Regions from separate parts of the Homo sapiens genome. Here region 1 is linked to region 2. The links are chromatin loops, found by intact Hi-C in ENCODE. Cell type or tissue: ascending aorta. All regions are shown on one strand. Each heading gives the region's core, and the rest is flanking DNA. Links, peaks and the distances in the headings are about the cores only. Region 1 holds the start of SNHG20 (small nucleolar RNA host gene 20). Region 2 overlaps SEPTIN9 (septin 9).

Region 1 (5,232 bases), core at 233-5,232, 230 kb before region 2:
GCATGGAGGCTGAGGCAGGAGAATCACTTGAACCCAGGAGGCGGAGGTTGCAGTGAGCTGAGATTGTACCATTGCACTCCAGCCTGGGCAGCAAGAGCAAAACTCTCAAAACTCTGTCTCAAAAAAAAAAAGAAAAAAAGAAAAAACATTAGCTGGGCATGGTGGCACGTGCCTGTAGTCCCAGCTGCTGGGGCCAGGGGTGGGGTTGGGTGCTGAAGCGGGAATATCCCTTCAGCCCAGGAGATCAAGACTGCAGTGATCCCTGATTGTGCCACTGTACTCCAGCCTGAGCGATAGAGTGAGACCGTCTCAAAAAAAAAAAAAATTAAAGTAAGTAAAACATAAATAAAGTGGGTTCCTGAACCATGGGGACTTTGAGGAATGTCTTCCACTAGCTCTGCACATCTGCAAACTGCCGGCACCTCTCCTGCCCCCACCTGCTTCCTCTCAGCCCTGTGCAGGGGGATACTGTGGCTTTTGCCTTGCAATTAGGGCTGCCAGATAAAATATAGAACACGGGTTATATTTGAATTTCACAAAATCAACGAAGAAAACTTTTAGCGGGGCGCGGTGGCTCACACCTGTAATCCCAGCACTTTGGGAGGCTGAGGCAGGCGGATCACTTAAGGTAAGGAGTTCAAGACCAGCGTGGCCAACCTGGTGAAACCCCCATCTCTACTAAAAATATAAAAATTAACTAAGCGTGGTGGCGCATGCCTGTAATCCTAGCTACTCGGGAGGCTGAGGCAGGAGAATCGCTTGAACCCAGGAGGTGAAAGTTGCAGTGAGTCAAGATCGCACCATTGCACTCCAGCCTGGGTGACAAAGCAAGACTCTCTCTCAAAAAAAAAAAAAAAAAAAAACCCAAAAAAAGAAAGAAAGAAAATGTTTATATAAGTGTGTCCCTGACTCCCTGCATACAAAATTGTAACAAAACTATTTATTTATGTATTTTTTGAGACAGAGTCTTTCTGTGTCACCCAGGCTGGAGTGCAGTTGCACAATCTCAGCTCACTGCAACCTCCGCCTCCTGGGTTCAAGTGATTCTCCTGCCTCAACCTCCCGAGTAGCTGGGACTACAGGCGCCTGCTGCCATACTCGGCTAATTTTTGTATTTTTAGTAGAGACGGGGTTTCACTGTGTTGGCCAGGCTGGTCTTGAACTCCTCACCTCAAGTGATCCACCAGCCTCGGCCTCCCAAAGTGTTGGGATTACAGGTGTGAGCCACCATGCCCGGCTTCCCTATGCTTTCTTTTTTGTCTTTTTCTTTTCTTTCTTTCTTTTTTTTTGAGATGGAGTTTCGCTCTTGTCACCCAGGCTGGAGTGCAATGGTGCGATCTCTGCTCACGGCAACCTCCCCTTCCTGGGTTCAAGCAATTCTCCTGCCTCAGCCTCCTGAGTAGCTGGGACTACAGGCACCCACTGCCACACTCAGCTAATTTTTGTATTTTTAGTAGAAACAGGGTTTCACCATGTTGGCCAGACTGGTCTTGAACTCCTGACCTCAGGTGATCCACCTGCTCAGCCTCCCAAAGTGCTGGGATTATAGGCATGAGCCATCATGCCTGGCCTCTCACCACATTCTCTCTGGCAGCAGTGCCAGGACCTGCTGGCAGGGTCTGTGATGTAGCAAGCATCTGGCCAGGAAGGAGATGTGTATCTCTGTTTCCTGCAGCCCTCCCAGCTCCGGGGGATTCATCCTCTCTCGTCTGGGGAGGTGGGGGCAAAGGTTCCTGCTGCAGACCTCATCTTCCCGATAAGGCTGAGGATGCTGACAACACCCTGCCTTTAGAGAGAACAGCCCCACTCAACAGAGACCAGATGTGTTCATCGAAAGGTGTGTAACAAATAGCCCAGGGGACACAGGATATGTCAAACAATTGGCACCGGAGAGCATGTGAGAAGAAACTGTCACCTGGGACCAGAGCTGGCTTCAAAGGGCAGGTGTGCTCTGCTGGAGTGCGGATGCGCGGAGTGTCTGGGAGCTGGGCTGGGCAGAATGGCTGGAGCAGGGGTCTGTGTGGGCACCAAGGTGATGAAAGGCGGTCAGATCAACAGGGCCAGGACAGGTAAGGGTGATTTGTTGAGTTTTGTTTTTTCCTAATGAAGCAGAAATGGAAAAAGAGGGGGAAAGCAATCGTGTGGACTCTATCCTGCAGGTCAGACAGGCAGCCCCGGAGAAGACCTGCTAGGTGCACGGCTGGCTTGTTTCTAACATCACCTGTGGTCAGCAGCGCCACCAAGAGCCACCACCAGGGGGCAGAGGTAGGGCCATGTAGTAGACGCCTGTAGTTTTCGCCTGTCCAGGACGCCTTCACCCCTGCTTCCTTTGAGAAAAGTCCCTCTCCCACTCCAAGTGGTACTGACGGGGATCACCCACACAAAAGAAACCTGGAGGCTCCCCTCCTGGGGCACCCGGCTTCTGCTCCAACCAGGTGAGCCCAATGCCTGCCTGAAGCCACTTGCGTTGTTTACAAACCTGTTTACTCCAGTTAAGCTGATTATACAATTATATCCTTTCATTCTTATGTAAACTCATGAAATATGGTAAAACAAAACAGAACTGTAGCTCCTCCATCAAAACAAAAATGTAAGTTAAATATTTCCAAGTTAATAAAACTAACAGTATGTATTGTTGAATGTGAGTGAGACAACTCAAAGACATTGTGAAGGAGGTGCGGTCATAAAAATCTCGCTCTGTCACCCAAGCTGGAGTGCAGTGGCACGGTCTTTATTTTATTTTATTTTATTTTATTTTTTGAGACGGAGTTTCTCTGTTGTTGCCCAGGCTAGAGTGCAATGGCGCAATCTCGGCTCACCGCAACCTCCACCTGCCTGGTTCAAGCAATTCTCTTGCCTCAGCCTCCCAAGTAGCTGGGATTACAGGCATGCACCACCACGCCTGGCTAATTTTTTGTAATTTTAGTAGAGACGGGGTTTCTCCATGTCGGTCAGGCTGGTCTCAAACTCCCGACCACAGGTGATCTGCCCGCCTTGGCCTCCCAAAGTGCTGGAATTACAGGGTCGAGCCACCATGCCTGGCCTCAGTGGTGCAGTCTTGGCTCACTGCACCCTCCGCCTCCTGGGTTCAAGCGATTCTCCTGCCTCAGACTCCCAAGTAGCTGGGATTACAAGTGTGTGCCACCACACCTGGCTAATTTTGTATTTTTAGTAGAGATGGAGTTTCACCAGGTTGGTCAGGCTGGTTTCGAACTCCCAACATCAAGTGATCCATCTGCCTCGGCCTCCCAAAGTGTACCTGGCCTTTTTTTTTTAATGGTTATTTCTTGGTGATATGTTAAACAAGGGGTGGATTATTCATGCCTCCCCTTTTTAGACCATGTAGGGTAACTTCCTGACGTTGCCACGGCATTTGTAAACTGTCATGGCGCTGGTGGGCGTGTACCAGTGAGGGCAACCAGAGGTCACTCTCATAGCCATCTTGGTTTTGGAGGATTTTGGCCGTCTTCTTTACTGCAGCCTGTTTGATCAGCAAGGTCTTTATGAGCTGTATGACCTAGCAATGCATCCAAGTAGGTCTCAGCTTTATTTTACCCAGCCCCTATTCAAGATGGAGTTGCTCTGGTTCAAACGCCTCTGAGACAAGGTCCAGCAATTCTTCCTTGGTTGTGGGATTAGACTCAGAGCAAGATTCCTGTTCGTTGCTTCCTGTGCCCACAGACAGTGAACTGTCGGGAATCTACCAGGTCTTTTGGAGCAATAGGCTTTTCAGGGGGTATCCCAATAGGCCAGGACGGCCTGCATCTTCACGTAGCCCCTCTGCTCTTGAGCTTTCTCCTTCCTGCCACCTGGGGTGGTGGAAAGGGCATTGGGTTTGGAGCAGAAATGACTTAGGTGTGAACCCAGCTCTGCCACTTCCTGGCCGGCTGTGCTTGGAAAAGTAACCAAGCATCTCCGGAGCGCCCCACTTCTCATCTACAAGACAGGAGTGGTCTTTGCACTTAATTCAGAGGGTTGCATGAGGAGTAGAGAGATAATGCTTTCACGGCTCCAGGAACCCAGCGGGCTTTCAAGAAATGGGATGTTCCTTCTGATTCCCTCGCTCCAGGGCCCTCCCCTCTGGCCCAGGCTCTAGTCCCCATTAATCACACCGCGCGGGCTGCGACCCCTTTAAGTCCGGCTTGGATGACCCAGATCCAAAGTCATCGACTCTCTAGCTGCTATCTCTATGGTAAGTTATCACTTCCGGCCGGAAGTTGCTGACGGAGCTACTTCCGCCCAGGGGAGTGGGAAGTAAGTGGAGACACGTGCTTTGGCCTGTTGGAGGGGAAACCCGCTCTCGCCTCCTGGTGGTCGCCGACTCGCAGTCCGCAGGATGACTCAGGGCAGCCCTGACCACAGTTCCGCCGCCATCGGCCCTAGCCTGCGGAATTGGGCTCGCCCCGGGACGATAACAGAGCTCTGCCGGGGGCTGGAGGCACTGACCGGGTGACCAGAGACCCAGAGACCAGACCCCCTCCACGGCGCCCGGGATTTCGGGGACGGCTTCTCCCATCGCAAGTAGGGCTTGGACGGGAGGCGACAAAAGAGAACTTGGTCCGCACACAGCCACCGAAATTGGAATGAGGAGCTGTAGGGAGGCCCCGTAGCCAGCAGAAAAGCATTGGGGTCCCTGGCTGGGTTAGCCCAGGTTTCTAGGAGTGTGGTAAGCGTCGAATGACTTTTGTCCTTTTAAAGCACATTATGTTACTTTTTCCCCCAAGGTTTCAACAGAAAATGAGAAATATCCCCCGACGATTGGCTGAAAACATGCAGCAACCACTATTTTCTTCCTGCCCCTCGTTGATGAGAGCATTCGAAGTGACCTCAGCAGGGCATCCAGGTATGTCAAGCATGGTGACAAAGTGTTCAGGTCAGACGGTCTGGGGAAAGGCTCCTGTGTTGTTGAGCCTGCCAAGTTGTGGGTGCAGCATGGTACCAGGCAGCCCAACCCTGACCTAAAGTAAATTCCCGGAAGAAGTCTTTCCTGGGTTTTGAATTTGCAGTAACAGGTGTGAGCATTCTAGCAGCAGTTTGATGATCATGTATGATACTGCAAACAGGACCTACGTTTAAAGAAAATGGTTGTAGTTAGTATCAGAGAGCCCTTGCTTTTCAAAACTTCATAAACAATGTTACTGTCATGTCTTTCATTCAATAAACATTTGTTGATACATTGGCCTGACATCATGTTAAATGTTACGGATACAGAGATGAAGAAAACAGTCATGG
Region 2 (5,472 bases), core at 267-5,266:
CTCTGCGATTCCTGCCCATCGGAGTCAGTGGTTGTTAGTGGTTGGCTTAACACAATGTTTTAGGAAGAAATAGAATAACAGAAAGCAACTCCAGTGAGCTGAGCCCTGGCTCCGTCTGTGGCGCTGCATCAGTTTCCTGCAGCTGCTGTAACGAGTGGCCACAAGCTGGCTGGGTCACAACAACGCCCAGCCATCCTCTCACAGCTCTGCAGGCCACACATCCGAGATCAGGGTCACCAGGCTGAAATCAGGGTGTCCACTGGGCATAGCCCTCTGGAGGCTCTAGGGCAGGGGTTCCCAGCCCCGTGTGTCCTATTAGGAACTGGCCTGCACAGCAGGAGGTGAGTGACTGGCAAGCGAGCGAAGCTTCATCTGTATTTACAGTCACTCCCCATTGCTCGCATTACTGCCCAAGCTCTGCCTCCTGTCTGATCAGCCATGGCATTGGATTCTTATAGGAGAGTGAACCGTATTGTGAACGGCACATGTGAGGGATCTAGGTTGCGTGCTTCTTATGAGAATCTGATGCCTGATGATCTGTCACCGTCTCCCATCACCACCAGATGGGACCGTCTGGTTGCAGGAAAATAAGCTCAGGGCTCCAACTGATTCTACATTATGGTGAGTTGTATAATTATCTCATTATATATTATAATAATAATAGAAATAAAGTGCACAATCAATACAACGTGCTTGTGGCCGGGTGCAGTGGCTCACACCTGTAATCCCAGAGTGAAACTCTGTCTCAAAAAATAAAAAATAAAGGCCAGGCACAGTGGCTTATGCCTGTAATCCCAGCACTTTGGGAGGCCAAGGCTGGCGGATCACGAGGTCAGGAGTTCAAGATCAGCCTGGCCAATATGGTGAAACCCCGTTTCTACTAAAAATACAAAAATTAGCCGGACACGGTGGCAGGCGTCTGTAGTCCCAGCTTCTTGGGAGGCTGAGGCAGAAGAATTGCTTGAACCCAGGTGGCGGAGGTTGCAGTGAACTGAGATAGTGCCACTGTACTCCAGCCTGGGTGGCAGAGCGAGACTCTGTCTCAATAAAATAAAATAAAATAAAATAATAAATATAATACACTTGAATCATCTCAAAACCATCTCCCCACTCCCTGGTCTGTGGAAAAATTGTCTTCCCTGAAACCGATCCCAGGTGCCAAAAAGGTTGGGGGCCACTGCCTTCATCGCCTGCCCCTTTGAGCCTCTGGTGGCTGTGGGTGTCCCTTGGCTTGTGGCTGCATGGCCCTTACCTTCAACACCAGCATCTACAGATCTCTCCGGGCCCCATCTCCACTTGGCCATCCCTGTCTGTGTCAAATCTCCCTCTGCCCCCGTCTTGTATGAGCACCGAGACTGCCTTTAGGGACCACCTAGACCATCCAGGGTGCTCTCGCCACAGCAAGATCTGCAACTGAATCACAGATGCAAAAACTCTTGTTCCAAACAAGGTCCCATTTGCAGGTCTAGGGATTAGGACATGCTATCCCTGGGGCCATTATTCAGCCTTCTCTCGTGACTATGATCCCTCCCTTCCTCCCCAGCCTCCCACCTCGGCTGAGATGCTGTCCCCACCTCCCTCACTGTCTGGCTGCCTGTGGGGCTGTCCTCCAGGCTCTTTGGGAGGAGGTGGTTGCTTGATGTCTCCCAGAAGGCTGGGAATGGTCCTCCCCACCCCCCAGGAAGATGTCCTTTCTGCCAAGGAGATTGCATTTGGGGTCCTATCCCAGGCAGAGAGCGGACGGGACTGTGGCCTGAAGTGGCACTTCAGGGCCTTTGGCTCTGTCATCTAGCCGAGGGCTGTGCATGGGCCTCACCTGGTCACAGGTAACTCACCTGGCTCTGTGGGGCAGGGATTGTAAACTCAGAGGCCTGCGGGGTGTGTCGAGGTAGAGGGGTGCAAATATTGTAAATTTGTTGGGGGCCTTGGGGAGCAGCACAGACTGAAAAGTGTTTTGTCTGAAGAGCAGAACTGTCTTATACCAGCCCTGTGCGGCCAGGCAGGAAGGCTTCCGTGGTGCGGCCACGCGTCCTCCCTTTCTCAACAGAAGCTGACAGTCTGGAGTTTTCAGAGAGATTGCCTGAGTTCTCAGCCTTGGCACAAACACACATTCTCTTTAAACAGGCTTGGGCCAACAGAACCAGCCTCCGTGTCTCGGGTTTGAATGAACCCTTGAGGTGAAGCTTAAAGACAGAGAGGATGCCCCTGATTCCCACCCCAGGGACCCACATTGTAAACCCCCACCTGCTCTGCTGAGCCCTTGGCCTCAGCATGGACCCTGACCATGTGCTGGTGGGGACCCCCCAGGTAAGTAAGCAGCCTCTGAGGACCCCGGATGAACAGTGGGGAACAGCACTGATCCCCCAGTGGGGCCCCGAGTTCCCGGAGAGGAAGACTCGCTCCCTCCCAGGGGACGGCTAGAGACTCACTGACTCATGCGTGTGTGGTAGGAATCTTCCAGGAAGTCCCCGTCCCGTTCGCCCTCTCTGCCTGGGCGGGGACGGCAACTGCCTCTGTCACTGCAGACTAATGGGACGGAGGGGGGTGACTTCTCAGGGTTCCTCCTGGGCAGGTGCTCCGGAACCTTTTCTCAGCACGCTGGCCTGGGGCACGGCCGTTCCTCCTGCCCAGCCACGTTGGGGTACAGGGTGAAGAAGGGCTGGGGCCAGCCCAGGACAGAGGAAGGCGAGGCAGGCACGCAGGAACTGGGCTTTTTAAACCCTTAAGCCCAAGGAAATCGTAGCATCGCGGGACAGGGAAAATGAAAGACTTTGGAAGTCGTCAGGAATTTGACTCTGTGAGTTGGTTTCCAAGAGTCTAAGTTAAGCATCTCCAAGTGGATATTAAAAAGGAGCAGCAAGCCTCGGGGCGGCGGGGGCTGGAGGAGGTGGAGAGAGGAGGCTGCCGGAAGCCGCACTCGGGACCTCTGCAGCCACCGACCAGACCGGGCGGCCGGGACTCTGGGACTCTCGCAGGCAGACCCGGTGGTCTGCCGGACTCCTCGGGGCCCACTTCGGGCCCTCTCTCCTGCCTCCTATTTTTGGATTTCTCTCCTTTGCTCCCTTTTTCCTCCCGTTTTGAAGAGACAATGCTACTTCAGTTTGGAGCACAAACATATGATCAGCACATGGAAATGTGGTAATTCGGATGCATTCGTGATTGCAACAGATTGAAGAAATTAGACCAGACAAAGAGTGTTTTTAGAGGAGGAGGAGGAGGAGGAGGAGGCTGAGAGAGGGAGGGCGACGGGGGTGAGAAAGGGGAGGCCGCCTCTGAGCGGGACGCCGGGACTCCCGCCGCTGCTAAATATATCCGTAGGAATGGAGAGGGACCGGATCTCAGGTACGCAGACAGCCCCCTCCCCATCGGCCGCCCCCCACTGCCCTGGACTCGGGGCTTTATTTATGCCTGGGGGAATAAGCATGCAAAGGGCGCTTTTGCTCATTTTTCACAGAAATATTTCTTTTCTTTTTGACGGTTCCAAGCTCGTGGGATGAACTCCGTCTCAGAAGCTAAGCTCTCCTGAGTCTGGCTTTTATTTAAACTCGGCTCTCCTCTCTCCTGGCTACTTCCCTTTCATTTTCCAGTGTGCCATTCTTGCATGTCATGGCCACTGTCAATGCTGAGGCTGTTGGCGCCGAAACCTTGGGAGGGTGTGGGGGACCTGCCCCCCTGGCTCGGGTCTGGGGCGGCGGCGCTTGGACCTGGCTGGTGGTTGGTTTGTCCACTGTGTGGTTTGTTTTTTGCTTCCAGCCAAAGTCTGTCTTCAAGGCTGCCTCGGTCTCCTACCTAAAATAGCATTTCTGTGCCTTCCTGGCAGTTGATTATAGAGGGGGAAGCTCCCGGCGCTCAGAGGAGCCTGGCGTGTGTGTGCACGTGTGTGTGCATGTGTGTGCGTGTGTCCATTCACGCTGGCAGCCCCCTTGCCGCAGGCACAGACCCATCAGGGCGTGAACAGGCAAATGAAGAGAAAGGGGGCTCCCCTGCCTTTAGTTCACCCCAGCTTTCCAGGCCCTCCCTCCCAGGCCCAGCCTCCTTGGTCCCTTCACTCACATGCGGTGCCGTGGCTGCCATCTCACGTGGCCAGCGCCGTCATCGGTAATTAGCAGTGATGACAGTTTCTGCCGCTCATGCCGCCCTCTGAGCCCAGCGCTGGGAGACATGGGGTGGCTGAGCCAAGCTCCAGGCTTTGGGTATTCTGAAGTGACCTACGGGCCATGGAGCGGGAGGTCGCTAAGAGTGTCAACCCCTACGTGCCTTGGGCCCTGGTCTGTTGGTTGCCACTATGTGTGTGTTGGGGGGTCCCTGAGAGGCCTGAGAGAGGGAGGCCCATCTCGGTGGCTCCTCTCTAGGACGTGTGGTCCCCTCCACCACTGCTCCCAGGGCCACATCTTTTTTTTTTTTTTTCTTTGAGACGGAGTCTGGCTCTGTTGCCCAGGCTGGAGTGCAGTGGCGCGATCTCAGCTCACTGCAAGCTCCGCCTCCCTAGTTCATGCCATTCTCCTGCCTCAGCCTCCCAAGCAGCTGGGACTATAGGCGCCCGCCATATTTTTTTGTATTTTTAGTAGAGATGGGGTTTCACCGTGTCAACCAGGATGGTCTCGATCTCCTGATCTCGTGATCCGCCCGCCTCAGCCTCCCAAAGTGCTGGGATTACAGGCGTGAGCCACGGCGCCCGGCCTCAGGGCCACATCTTGATTGTCACGTTGGGACTGGTGGAGCGGGTGTGTGTTGTGCCGCTGAGCACACCCAGTCGGGCACAGCAGGCGGACCTCAGGAGGGGGCCAGGGGAGACGGCAGAAGGCTTGGGTGGCAGTGAAACTGCATCTTATCTGTTTGAGCTCGGGGGCTCAGGCCCGCTGGGACGGGTGGGTGTGGAGCCCAGCGTCCTGCTCTCCGCCCAGCAGGAGCCGCAGGGCAGGGAGCGCTGAGAGGGACCTTCGTCAGGCTTGCACAGTGGAGCCGTCCTCGGAGTGACCACCCCACCAGGCAGCCTGGGCAGACCACAGTGGGTCCCCTGCCTCCTGGGCCACCAGCCCCAGGAGGACGTCACTCCACCCGCCTGGCTGGCAGGGGCCTCGGGGAGCCTCGGGTTCGGCCTTCACTTTATAGATGATCTAGCCGAGGCCCAGATGGGTGACCAGCAGGGGATCTGAGAGCTGAGCAGAGAGGCGTGGGTTTGGGGGTGGTGCTCCCTGGGGAGCTGGAAGTGATGGCACCCTCCCAGGCTCACAAAACACGGGCTTTTCATGAACTGAACAAAACACTCTTTGAAAGCAGCCAGTGCTGTGCCCCAGAGACCACTCTGATCCCTGCTGCCCTTGGCTGAGGACAGCACAGCCAGGGATGAAGCGGGGACCTCCCCTCGGGCTGTGCCTTGATGAAAGATGCTTTCTACAAAATCCCATTCGGATGTGTTTTCATGTAAGAAAACGTACATTTTTAGAAACTCAGTTGTAAACTGGCTGCCTT

What was found. Hi-C counts contacts between places; a loop is a spot of excess contacts. Peaks named below come from ENCODE experiments on the same cell type or tissue, not always from the same donor. Only the 100,000 strongest peaks of a DNase experiment are listed, where the experiment ranks them.
Region 1: it touches region 2 in a loop (4-fold over the local background); 5 of 110 quality-filtered maps call a loop at or near these places.

The regions. Positions count from the first base shown.
Region 1 is chr17:77,084,429-77,089,660 of GRCh38, forward strand. It overlaps SNHG20 (small nucleolar RNA host gene 20), which reads left to right and starts at 4,215. Exons shown (of 3, transcript NR_027058.1): 1 at 4,215-4,521; 2 at 4,725-4,843. It overlaps MIR6516 (microRNA 6516), which reads left to right and starts at 4,989; the gene lies at 4,989-5,069. It also overlaps a transcript of SEC14L1 not described here and SCARNA16. RefSeq lists enhancers at 3,621-4,820, 4,087-4,396, 4,317-5,232, 4,587-4,696. In ascending aorta, for the core only: CTCF peaks have their summits at 2,243 (motif pointing right) and 4,311 (motif pointing left); DNase peaks (open chromatin) are centred at 2,253 and 4,253; H3K4me3 peaks cover 1,557 bases; H3K27ac peaks cover 1,306 bases.
Region 2 is chr17:77,317,007-77,322,478 of GRCh38, forward strand. The region is part of intron 2 of SEPTIN9 (septin 9); the gene reads left to right. Among named protein-coding and RNA genes, the nearest start is that of SEPTIN9-DT, 38 kb to the left of the region's middle. RefSeq lists an enhancer at 1-690 and a silencer at 3,633-3,845. In ascending aorta, for the core only: no CTCF peak of the experiment used is centred there; DNase peaks (open chromatin) are centred at 2,475, 3,745, 4,091, 5,065 and 1 weaker place; H3K4me3 peaks cover 3,213 bases; H3K27ac peaks cover 3,992 bases.